2 separate regions of the Homo sapiens genome follow, and region 1 is linked to region 2. A link is a loop called in an ENCODE intact Hi-C map of the cell type or tissue named here. Cell type or tissue: Caco-2. All regions are shown on one strand. Region 1 overlaps ZBTB43 (zinc finger and BTB domain containing 43). Region 2 overlaps ZBTB34 (zinc finger and BTB domain containing 34).

Evidence for each region. Hi-C counts contacts between places; a loop is a spot of excess contacts. Peaks named below come from ENCODE experiments on the same cell type or tissue, not always from the same donor. Only the 100,000 strongest peaks of a DNase experiment are listed, where the experiment ranks them.
Region 1: it touches region 2 in a loop (9-fold over the local background); 1 of 110 quality-filtered maps calls a loop at or near these places.

The regions. Positions count from the first base shown.
Region 1 is chr9:126,821,276-126,826,275 of GRCh38, forward strand. All of the region lies in intron 2 of ZBTB43 (zinc finger and BTB domain containing 43), which reads left to right. Among named protein-coding and RNA genes, the nearest start is that of ZBTB43, 19 kb to the left of the region's middle. In Caco-2, no CTCF peak of the experiment used is centred here; a DNase peak (open chromatin) is centred at 3,008.
Region 2 is chr9:126,883,393-126,888,392 of GRCh38, forward strand. It overlaps ZBTB34 (zinc finger and BTB domain containing 34), which reads left to right. Exons shown (of 2, transcript NM_001099270.4): 2 at 1-2,486. Among named protein-coding and RNA genes, the nearest start is that of ZBTB34, 25 kb to the left of the region's middle. RefSeq lists enhancers at 183-758, 2,996-3,496. In Caco-2, no CTCF peak of the experiment used is centred here; a DNase peak (open chromatin) is centred at 1,949.

The DNA.
Region 1 (5,000 bases), 62 kb before region 2:
TGAGGCAGGAGAATTGCTTGAAGGCAGGAGGCAGAGGTTGCAGTGAGCTGGGATCGCACCACTGCACTCCAGCCTGGGCAACAGAGCAAGACTCTGTCTTTAAAAAAAAAGAAAAAAAGAAACACAAAAAAAATGTTTTGGAAAGGATTCACTATTCTAGATGCCGTTAAGAACATTCGTGATTGGTGGGAGGAAATCAAAATATCAGCCTTAACAGAAGTTGATTCCAACCCTCATGGATGACTTTGAGGGGCTCAAGACTTAAGTGGAGGAATTAATTGGAGATGTAGTGGAAATAAATAGCAAGAGAAATAGAATTAGAAGTGGAGCCTGAAGATGGGACTGAATTATTGCAAAGGCATGGTAAAACTTGAGTGGATGAGAAGTTGCTTCTTAGGGATGAGCAAAGAAAATGGTTTCTTGAAATGGACTCTACTCCTGGTGAAGATGGTGTGAACATTATTGACAACAAAGGATTTAGAGTAAGCTTTTCTAACCTGTGGCCCCCAGGACGGCTTTTCTAACCTGTGGCCCAGGATGGCTCTGAATGTGACCCAACACAAATTCATAACCTTTCCTAAAACATGAGATTTTTTTTCTTTTTTTGAGACAGAGTTTCTCTTGTCTCCCAGGCTGGAGTGCAATGGCACGATCTTGGCTCACTGCAACCTCCGTCTCCTGGGTTCAAGCAGTTCTCCTGCCTCAGCCTCCCAAGCGATTACAGTCGCCCACCACCACACCCAGCTAATTTTTGTATTTTTAGTAGAGACAGGGTTTCACCATGTTGGCCAGGCTGGTCTCGAACTCCTGACCTCAGGTGCTCGCCCGCCTGGGCCTCCCAAAATGCTGGGATTACAGGCATGAGCCACCATGCTCGGCCGAGATTTTTTTTTTTTTTTTTTTTTTTAAAGCTCATCTGCTATGGTTAGTGTTAGTGTGTTTTATGTGCAGTCCAATTCTTCCACTGTGGCTCAGAGAAGCCAAAAAATTGGACACCCCTGATTTAGAATATAAACTTTATTGATAAAGCATCAGCAGGATTTAAAAAGATTGACTCAAATGTTGTGAAAGAAGTTCTGTGGGCAAAATGTTATCAAACAGCATTGCATGCTACAGAGAAATCTTTTGTGAAAGAATCAATTGATGTGGCAAACTTCACTGTTGTCCTATTTTAAGAAATTGGCAGGCCAGGCACGGTGGCTCATGCTTATAGTTCCAGCACTTTGGCAGGCTGAGGCAGGCGGATTGCTTGAGCCCAGGAGCTCAAGACCATCCTGGGCAACATGGTGAGACCCTGTCTACAAAAAATACAAAAATTAGCTGAACATGGTGATGCATGCCTGTAGTCCAGCTCCTTGGGAGGCTGAGGCAGGAGAATTGCTTGAGCCCAGGAGGTCAAGGCTGCAGTGAGCCGTGATCACATCACTGCATTTCATCCTGGGCAGCAGAGCGAGACCCTATCTTGGGAAACAAAAAAGAAAGAAAGAAATTGCTACAGCCACCCTACCGTTCAGCAGTCACCACCCTGATCAGTCAGCAGCCATCCACTCAAGGTAAGACCCTCTACCAGCAAAGGGATTACAACTGGCTGAAGGCTCAGATGATTGTTAGCATTTTTCAGCAATAAAGTATTTTTAAATTAAGGTGAGTACTTTTTTTTTTTTAGACATAATGCTATTGCACACTTAATAGACTACAGTATGGTGTAAGCATTACTTTTATATGCACTGGGATACCAAAATTTATGTGGCTCACTTTATTATGGTGTTTATTTTATTGCGGTGTTCTTGAACTGAACCAACAATATCTCTGAGGTATGCCTGTATATGTCTTTATAGCAGGCTTAACTGGTTTATAATGTTGTTCAAGTCTTCTATTTCCTTATAGATCTTCTGTCTGCTTTTTTCTATCAATTCTTGAAAGTGGGGTATTGGAGTCTCCACCTATTATTATAGAACTGTCTATTCCTTCCTTCAATTTTATCCACTTTTACTTCATATATTTTAGAGTTATCTTGTTAGGTGTGTATATGTTTATAATTGTTATATTTTCTTGATAGATTGAACCTTTTTACTCAACATATAATTCTTTGTCTCTTGTAACCTTTTTTGACTTAAAATCGATCATTTCTAATAATATAGCCATCTCAGGCCATTTTTTGTTGTGCTTACCTGGAATATCTTTTTTCATCCTTTTCCTTTCAGCCTCTTTGTGTCGTTATATCTAAAGTGAGTCTCATGCTCACCTCGGCAGCACATACACTAAAGTGAGTCTCTTGTAGACTGCATGTAGATGAGTCGTTTTTTAATCCAGTTACTGACAAGGAAAGATTCACTTTACAATTTAGCTATTTGTTTTCTGTATGTCTTACATGTTTTTTATTCCTCAATTCTTCCATTATTGCCCCCATCCTACTTTTTATTATTTAGGGGTTTTGGGTTTGTTTGGCAGTAAACCATTTTGATTCTCTTCTTTTTGTGTATGTTTTTAGTTATTTCCTTAGTAGTTACTTTGGGGTTTGCAATTAACATTTTAAACTTTTAACAACTTACCTTGAATAGTACCAACTTAGGTTTAGTACAGTCACAGCAAAGTTATCTCCTGTCCCTTCACCTTCATGTTGTCATTGTCACTGATTATATCTTTATATATTGTGTAATGTGTATTAACATAAATTTATAATTGTTTTATGCATTCATTAGCCTTTTAAATCATATAGAAACAAAAGAATTAAAAACCAAAAGTACAACAATGATGGCTTTTTTTTTTGAGACAGAGTCTCACTCTGTTGCCCAGGCTGGAGTGCAGTGGCGCAATCTCCGCTCACTGCAACCTCAACCTCCTGGGTTCGAGCGATTCTACTGCCTCAGCCTCCCAAGTAACTGGGATTACAGGTGCGCACCACCACGCCTGGCTAATTTTTGGTTTTTTGGTAGAAATGGGGTTTCACTTTGTTGACCAGGCTGATCACAACTTCTGACTCAAATGATCCACCTGCCTTGGCCTTCCAAAGTGCTGGGATTATAGGCATGAGCCACTGAGCCCAACCAGTGGTGACTTAATATTTACATAAGTAGTTAACCTTTACCAGCGGTCTTTGCTTTTTTATGTGGCTTTTCATTGTCTAGGGTTCTTTTATCTCAGCCTGAAGGACCCCTTTAGCATTTCTTGTAGAGCAAGTCTACAGGTAGTGAACATCCTTAGCTTTTGTTTCTCTGGGAATGTCTTAGTTTCTCCTTCATTCTTGAAAGGATACTTTTGCCAGATCTTAATTGACAGATTTCTTTTTTTAAGCGCTTTAAATAGATTGTCCTACTGCCTATGGCCTCCATATGGTTTCTGCTTATGGTTTCTGATGAAAAATTAGCTGTTAATTTTAGTGAGGATCTCTTTTACGTGACTAGGAGCTTCTCTCTTGCAGCTTTCAAGATTCTCTTTGGCTTTGGCTCTTTCTACAGTTTGACTATAATGTGTCTTTATCCTGCCTAGAGTTTGTTGAGCTTCTTGAATGTGTAGATTCAAATCTTTTATCAGTTTTTAGAAGTGTTTGACCATTATATATTTCTTCAAATTGTTTTTCAGCCCTTTTCTGTGCCTCTACTTCTGGAACTCCCATGATATGTATGATGGTGTCCCACAGGCACCTCAGGTTGTATTCATTTTTCTTTTGTGGTGGTGGTTGTTTTTGAGACAGGGTCTCACTCTGTCACCTAGGCTGGAGTATAGTGATGTGAATATGGCTCACTGCAGCCTCAACCTCCTGTACTCAAGTGATCCTCCCACCTCAGCCTCTTGTATAGCTGGGACTATAGATGCATGCCACCATGCCTGGCTATTGTATTTTTGGTAGAGACAGGTTCTCACTATGTTGCCCAGGCTGGTCTCGAACTCCTGGGCTCAAGTGATCCTCCCACCTCAGCCTCCCAGAGTGCTGGGATTACAGGCATGAGCAACTGTGCCCAGCCCATTTTTCTTCATTCTTCTTTCTTTCTGCTACTCAACTGGATTTTATTTACCTTATCTTTGAGTTTGTTGATTTTTTTTTTCCTTCTGCCTGCTCAAGCATGCCATTGAACCCCCTCTTATGAACAAGTAATTTCAGCTTGTATTAGTTTGGCAGAGCTACCGTAACAAAATACTACAGGCTGGGTGGCTTAAACAATGGAAATGTATTTTCTCACAGTTCTGGAAGTGGGCAGTCTGTGATCAAGATGTTAGCAGGTTTGGGTTCTTCTGTGGCCTTCTTCCTCAGCTTGCAGACAGCCTCCTTCTCACTGGGCCCATACAGAGTCTTTTCTTCGTGGTTGTGCATCCCTAGTGTCTCTGTGTGTGTCCAAATCTCACCTTATAGGGACACCCATCATACTGTGTTAGGGCACATCTAAATGGACTCATTTAGGTTAATTACCTCCTAAAGGCTCTACTTGTAAATATAGCCAGACTCTGAGGTACAGGGCATTACAGCTTCAATGTGTGAACTGAGGGGCAGCAGGGGAAATGCAGTTCAGCCCGTAATGCATCGTTGCACTTTTCAGCTCCAGCTTTTTCCATTTGGTTCCTTTTTATATTTTTTTTTTTTTTTTTTTTTGAGATGGCGCATCACTCTGTCGCCCAGGCTGAAGTGCAGTGGTGCCATCTCAGCTCACTGCAACCTCCTGCCTCCCGGGCTCAAGCGATTCTCATGCCTCAGCCTCCTGGGTAGCTGGGACTACAGGCTCATGACACCATGCCCAGCCAATTTTTTTTTTTTTTTTTGAGATGAAGTTTCGCTCTTGTTGCCCAGGCTGGAGTGCAGTGGACTGATCTTGGCTCACTGCAACCTCCACCTCCCGGGTTCAAGCAATTCTCTTGCCTCAGCCTCCCGAGTAGCTGGTATTACAGGCGCCCACCACCACGCCCAGCTTATTTTTGTATTTTTAGTAGAGATGGGGTTTCACCATGTTGAAGACTGGTTTGGAACTCCTGACCTCAGGTGATCCACCCATCTCGGCCTCCCAAAG
Region 2 (5,000 bases):
CGGGCACTTCCAGCGTCCTGGCTCTTGGCATTGTCCGTCTTAACCTTATTTACATGGAGTTCTTTGTATTTGTGAATCTGTTTAACTGGTTTGAGTTTACCAAAGAGTGACTTATCCAAAATTGTCTTTGACAAAAATATCCATTGCTTTGATTGTACAGTTCAGGTTCAAACATTGTAATGGGACTGTTAAGGGGCAGAAAATTGATTGAGTTTCTCTCTAAGAATCATGATTCCACATTTTGCAAGTTCCACTTGCTCCCATTCGTGTTGCTAACACTTTACCCTTTCCACTGCTCGCAGTGTTAAGAATGAATTCTCAAGCCATAACACAGTACTGTAAAGTTCCGCAGGGCTTCGAGGGAGGCAGCGCCTAGGCCAGCACGGAGCTGTGTAGCCTCTCTGAGCGTTCGCACTGTCATGCTTCCCAGGGGTGTGACTGGTGAGAGATTAACTCCATTCAGATCGGGCAGCAGCAATTAATTGTGCCTTGCCGCATGAGGATGTGTCAGGAGGATTAACATGACCACAGAACCGAAACATTCTCTCCCTGAAGTTCACTTCACGTCTCCGCAGACGAAGTACGCTGTGTAACTCCTTAGAGCAACTCTTTTTGGAAAGCAAAGTCCCTATTTCTGTACAGTTTTAGGTTAGGTGTTTCATTTATAACAGATGCAGAAATCAATTAAGATAAAGTGATATGTGAAGAAATCTTTTACAGTAAAATATATCCTGAATTCATATAGGCTTGTTCATAATTGAGTCTCTTCTTGAGCTACCTTTTCAATATTAGACAATGTGAAGACAGTGACAGCGTCCTTTTCTAGAGATATTTAGCCTGTTATTACAAACTGTGAAGACAAAGAATTTTATACTTTTACTAATGTTTGTGGTTTTAAACAGTTATTTTCATTCTAATCAGTTCTCTACCCTCTAATTTCTACTAAAGCTGTAAATACATTTAGAAATTATATTTGTAAATACAGTATATGGAGACAAGTTAATTTTTTGGTCAGTGGAAAAAGCCTCCCAACCAATTGGCCCTGCCTTGGCAGTTGTGTTTTTTGTTGTTGTTGTTGTTGTTTTAGTTTAGTTTTTTTTTTTAAACAGCAGAAAGGATACTGTCGGTTCACTGTTGAGCAGAATATACTGTAGAACGAAAATGATAATTTTTAAATCTTCCAGAGCATGAGTAAATGTCTTTTCTAATGATAGCAAATATAACCAACTCTTTGTTTTTCCCTTAGCCCAGACCATATAGACCTGCGTATTTTGTGTGTGGTTTTGTTTTTATTTTTGTTCTTACAGCCTAGACCCTAGGAAAAATTTGCAGGAACACGAAACAAGGGCTGGGGGGAAAATCATCTATGTGAATGAGCTTTACTTTAAAGAGATCAATGTATTTTATTTTATCAACTTTTTCTCTTAGTTACTGTGATTTTTGTTGTTGTTGTCCTCGTTATTGTTAAATTCTGTAATGGTTTCCTGTGAAGCCTCCACTGAAAGGGACTCAAATATGCAACACCTAAACTATTTTCCAAGGGCACATGCCCCTTGAATGGTGCTTCTAGACTGGTCAGGGTTATTTATTAAATTTTATATATGAAAGTATTGGGGAATTATGTAAATTCTTTATATGAAACTATCTAGTTCATAAATCATAGATTTCATATTACTCAGTGCAACTGAACTAAAAGTTCAGAAAAGTCATTCACATTGTTCCAAATTTGTAATGGTTGTCACATGTCACATGCGTCTTTTTCAGTAAGTGCCAGAGTGTTCCCACTGTTTCTGCCCAGTGCTTGACTTCTCGGCCCGGAAGAGAACCTGCTTTCTCTGGTTTCCTTCCTGAGTCTGGCACAGACGGGGCTATTGTAGTTCTTGATCAAGTCCTGGAGTCAGCCTTGCCTGGCTCTCCTTGTAGCAGATTCAGTCCACAGACCTCTTGCTGCCCCTCAGTGACAAGTATGCTGTGAATTCAACCTTTGGACTTGCTGCCCAAGCCTTTGGTTGCTGCCCTGACTATTGTAAGAGGTAAACTTACCTGGTTTGTTTGAGAATGACCATTTTCCTAATGTGAAAACCATCTCTCTCACCACTTTTATTAGTAGGGCTAACATTTTTTTCCGTTATAAATGGTTGAGCAATTTGAATGACTTAACACAGTGTCATTATCTTGCAATATAAACTGGTAACCTCACAACTCCACACTTCATCACCATATGAAGTAAATGAAGCTAGCTAAGCGGATGCTGTATCAACTAGTAACTTGCCATTAAGGATTATTTTATAGCATGAATTTAAGACTATTTATTCAAATGATATTTTACTCTTGTATTCACTTTGTTTTAGATTTGTGACATGAATATTTCAGTGCTGCTTAATTTTGTTCTGAATTCTTGTTTCTTGCTTGTAAATGGCTTTTTTATGGTATAAATAAAGTCAATGGACATTGCTGTTTGTAAATAAAAATGCTGCTAGAGCAAATGTGCTGTGGTCTCCCTCTGCGTGGGCCCCCTGAGCTTCGGTGAGTGTCAGTGGCTCTGACAAACATCTGCAGTGTCATAGTTTCTGTAATCACTGTTTTTGAAAGGTGAGGGTTTCCTAAGAAGCTCTTGTGCCACCATCGTGCTGAAAAGAAGAGAAAGAAGCGAGTATATTTCTGACCTCTTGTGTGGCGACTGAATTGTCGGCCTCGGTCTGCACCCAGGCACCCCCAGAACAAATCGTGAATCCCTGCCCCTCGCGCCTGCAGAGAATATCTCTTGCTCAGTCGTCCACAAAGGGTGGGGTTGCCCAGGCTCTTCTGTCTCCACTCAGCCAGTTAACTCCCCCTCCTCCTCCAGGTTCCAGCCCAGGGACCCCTCTTCCCACCAGCAGCCCTCCAGGTCAGGCCCCTCTAACATAGCATTTGTTGAACTGTGTTCCTGCTCTTTGGAGCACCTATTTCAGTTTGTAATAGGATATTCATTAGCGAGATGATTCAGTTAGTATTTCTGCCTCTAACCTGGAGGCGCCCTGACAGCAGGGATTACAAACTCTTTTCTCTCCCTCAAGTATCCTCAGCACAGGACCCGGCACCACAGTAGGCACTCGGCAGTGTTCGTTGAGTGAATGAGCTAATGCGTGTCTCCCGAAGGTCGCACGAGGCAGTGTGGCTGGGATGCAGGCAAGATTGACCTCAGCTCCTGTGGGGCTGCGAGGTGACCTGCTCCTTACCCGTGAGTAACGGCTGCTGTTAAAGCAAATGCTCAGCAGGCCTCCTCTAGGGTGAGATGGGCGGTGATGGTGCACAGCAGGAAAGGTCCGTACAGGAACCAGCTTCACCTGCTAGCTAGGGGCCCGGGGATTCCTGAGGGAGGCAAGGGAATGCTGGAGAAAGTGCATGGGCTAGCATAACTGAAGGCCTGGCTGTCATCCCTGCCTTTGACTGTGACTTTTAGCAAGCCACCTACCTTCGTTAGCCCCAGTTTGACTCTGGTGACTCTGAAATGTGAGGCAATGGCTTCTGATGAATTTGCTTACTCCCTAAGGCCGGAAAAGTAGCGCCACATCAAGAAACGGGCGAGCTTCTTCTCCAGCAGGGTTCGAGGAATATCCCAAGGGCGTGGGGTCCTGGAAATAGGAGCATCAACTGAGGCCAACGCACTGAGTCGGAGCAGATGTTGTGTAGACCGCACTGAACAGCATTGCTGGCAAAGGCCATTGGCAGTCGTTGGCTCATCTTTCATTTGTCCTGATGTCAGACCTATCTTTACTCTGGTTTCTTCCAATTATAATTCATACAATTGTTGGCCAAGCCTGGGTGGCTTCAGGGATGCTTATTAATATTATAATGTCACAGGACAACCACTAATCCCCAATTGTCTGCTAGTCTTCACCTCTGTTTCCTGGACCATTTCCCTCAAGCTCCTCAATCCTCAGTGGCTGTTTTTTTGTTTTTTTTTTTCCTGAGACAGGGTCTTGCTCTGTCACCCGGGCTGGAGTGCAGTAGTGCGGTCACAGCTTTCTGCAGCCTCCACCTCCCGGGCTCAAGCAATCCTTCCACTTCAGCCTCTTGAGTAGCTGAGACTACAGGTGCACGCCACCATGTCTAATTTTTAATTTTCGTAGAAATGGGGTCTCATAACGTTGCCCAAGCTGGTCTCAAACTCCTGGGCTCAAGCGATCCTCCTGCCTCAGCCTCCCAAAGTGTTGGGATTATAGGTGTGAGCCACGTTGCCTAATTTTTTTTGTTGTTGTTGTTTTTAGACGGAGTCTCGCTCTGTCACCCAGGCTGGAGTGCAGTGGCGCGATCTCGGCTCACTGCAAATTCCGCCTCCTGGGTTCATGCCATTCTCCTGCCTCAGCCTCCCGAGTAGCTGGGACTACAGGTGCCCGCCACCACGCCCAGCTAAGTTTTTGTATTTTTAGTAGAGATGGGGTTTCACCGTGTTAGCCAGGATGGTCTCAATCTCCTGACCTCATGATCCGCCTGCTTCGGCCTCCCAAAGTGCTGGGATTACATGCGTGAGCCACCATGCCCAGCCTGATTAATTTTTAATTTTCGTAGAGATGGGGTCTCGCTATGTTGCCCAAGCTGGTCTCAAACTCCTGGGCTCAAGCAATCCTCCTGCCTTGGCCTCCCAAAGTGTTGGGATTATAGGTGTGAGCCACCTTGCCTGGCTCAATGGCACTTATTAAACATCTCCTATGAGGTTTTCCTTTGGTTTTTCACAGCAGACCAACCTTGCACATCTTTTGTCAGCATATGGGGCTCACAACTTCAGAACACAAAAGAAATGGCAGAGAGGCGACGGTGAAGGAAAGGCATTACAGACCACATCAACTTGGGATCATGCATGGACCCTGTGCTGTGTGGTTGCTGTGCTTTGCCTGGCCAAAGATGTACAATAAAGCTCACTGCTCTAGCACTCACTGGTGCCTGCAACACTGGTGTATGTGTGTTTTATTTTTTGAGACAAGATCTGTGTCATTCAGGCTGGAGTGCAGTGGTATGAT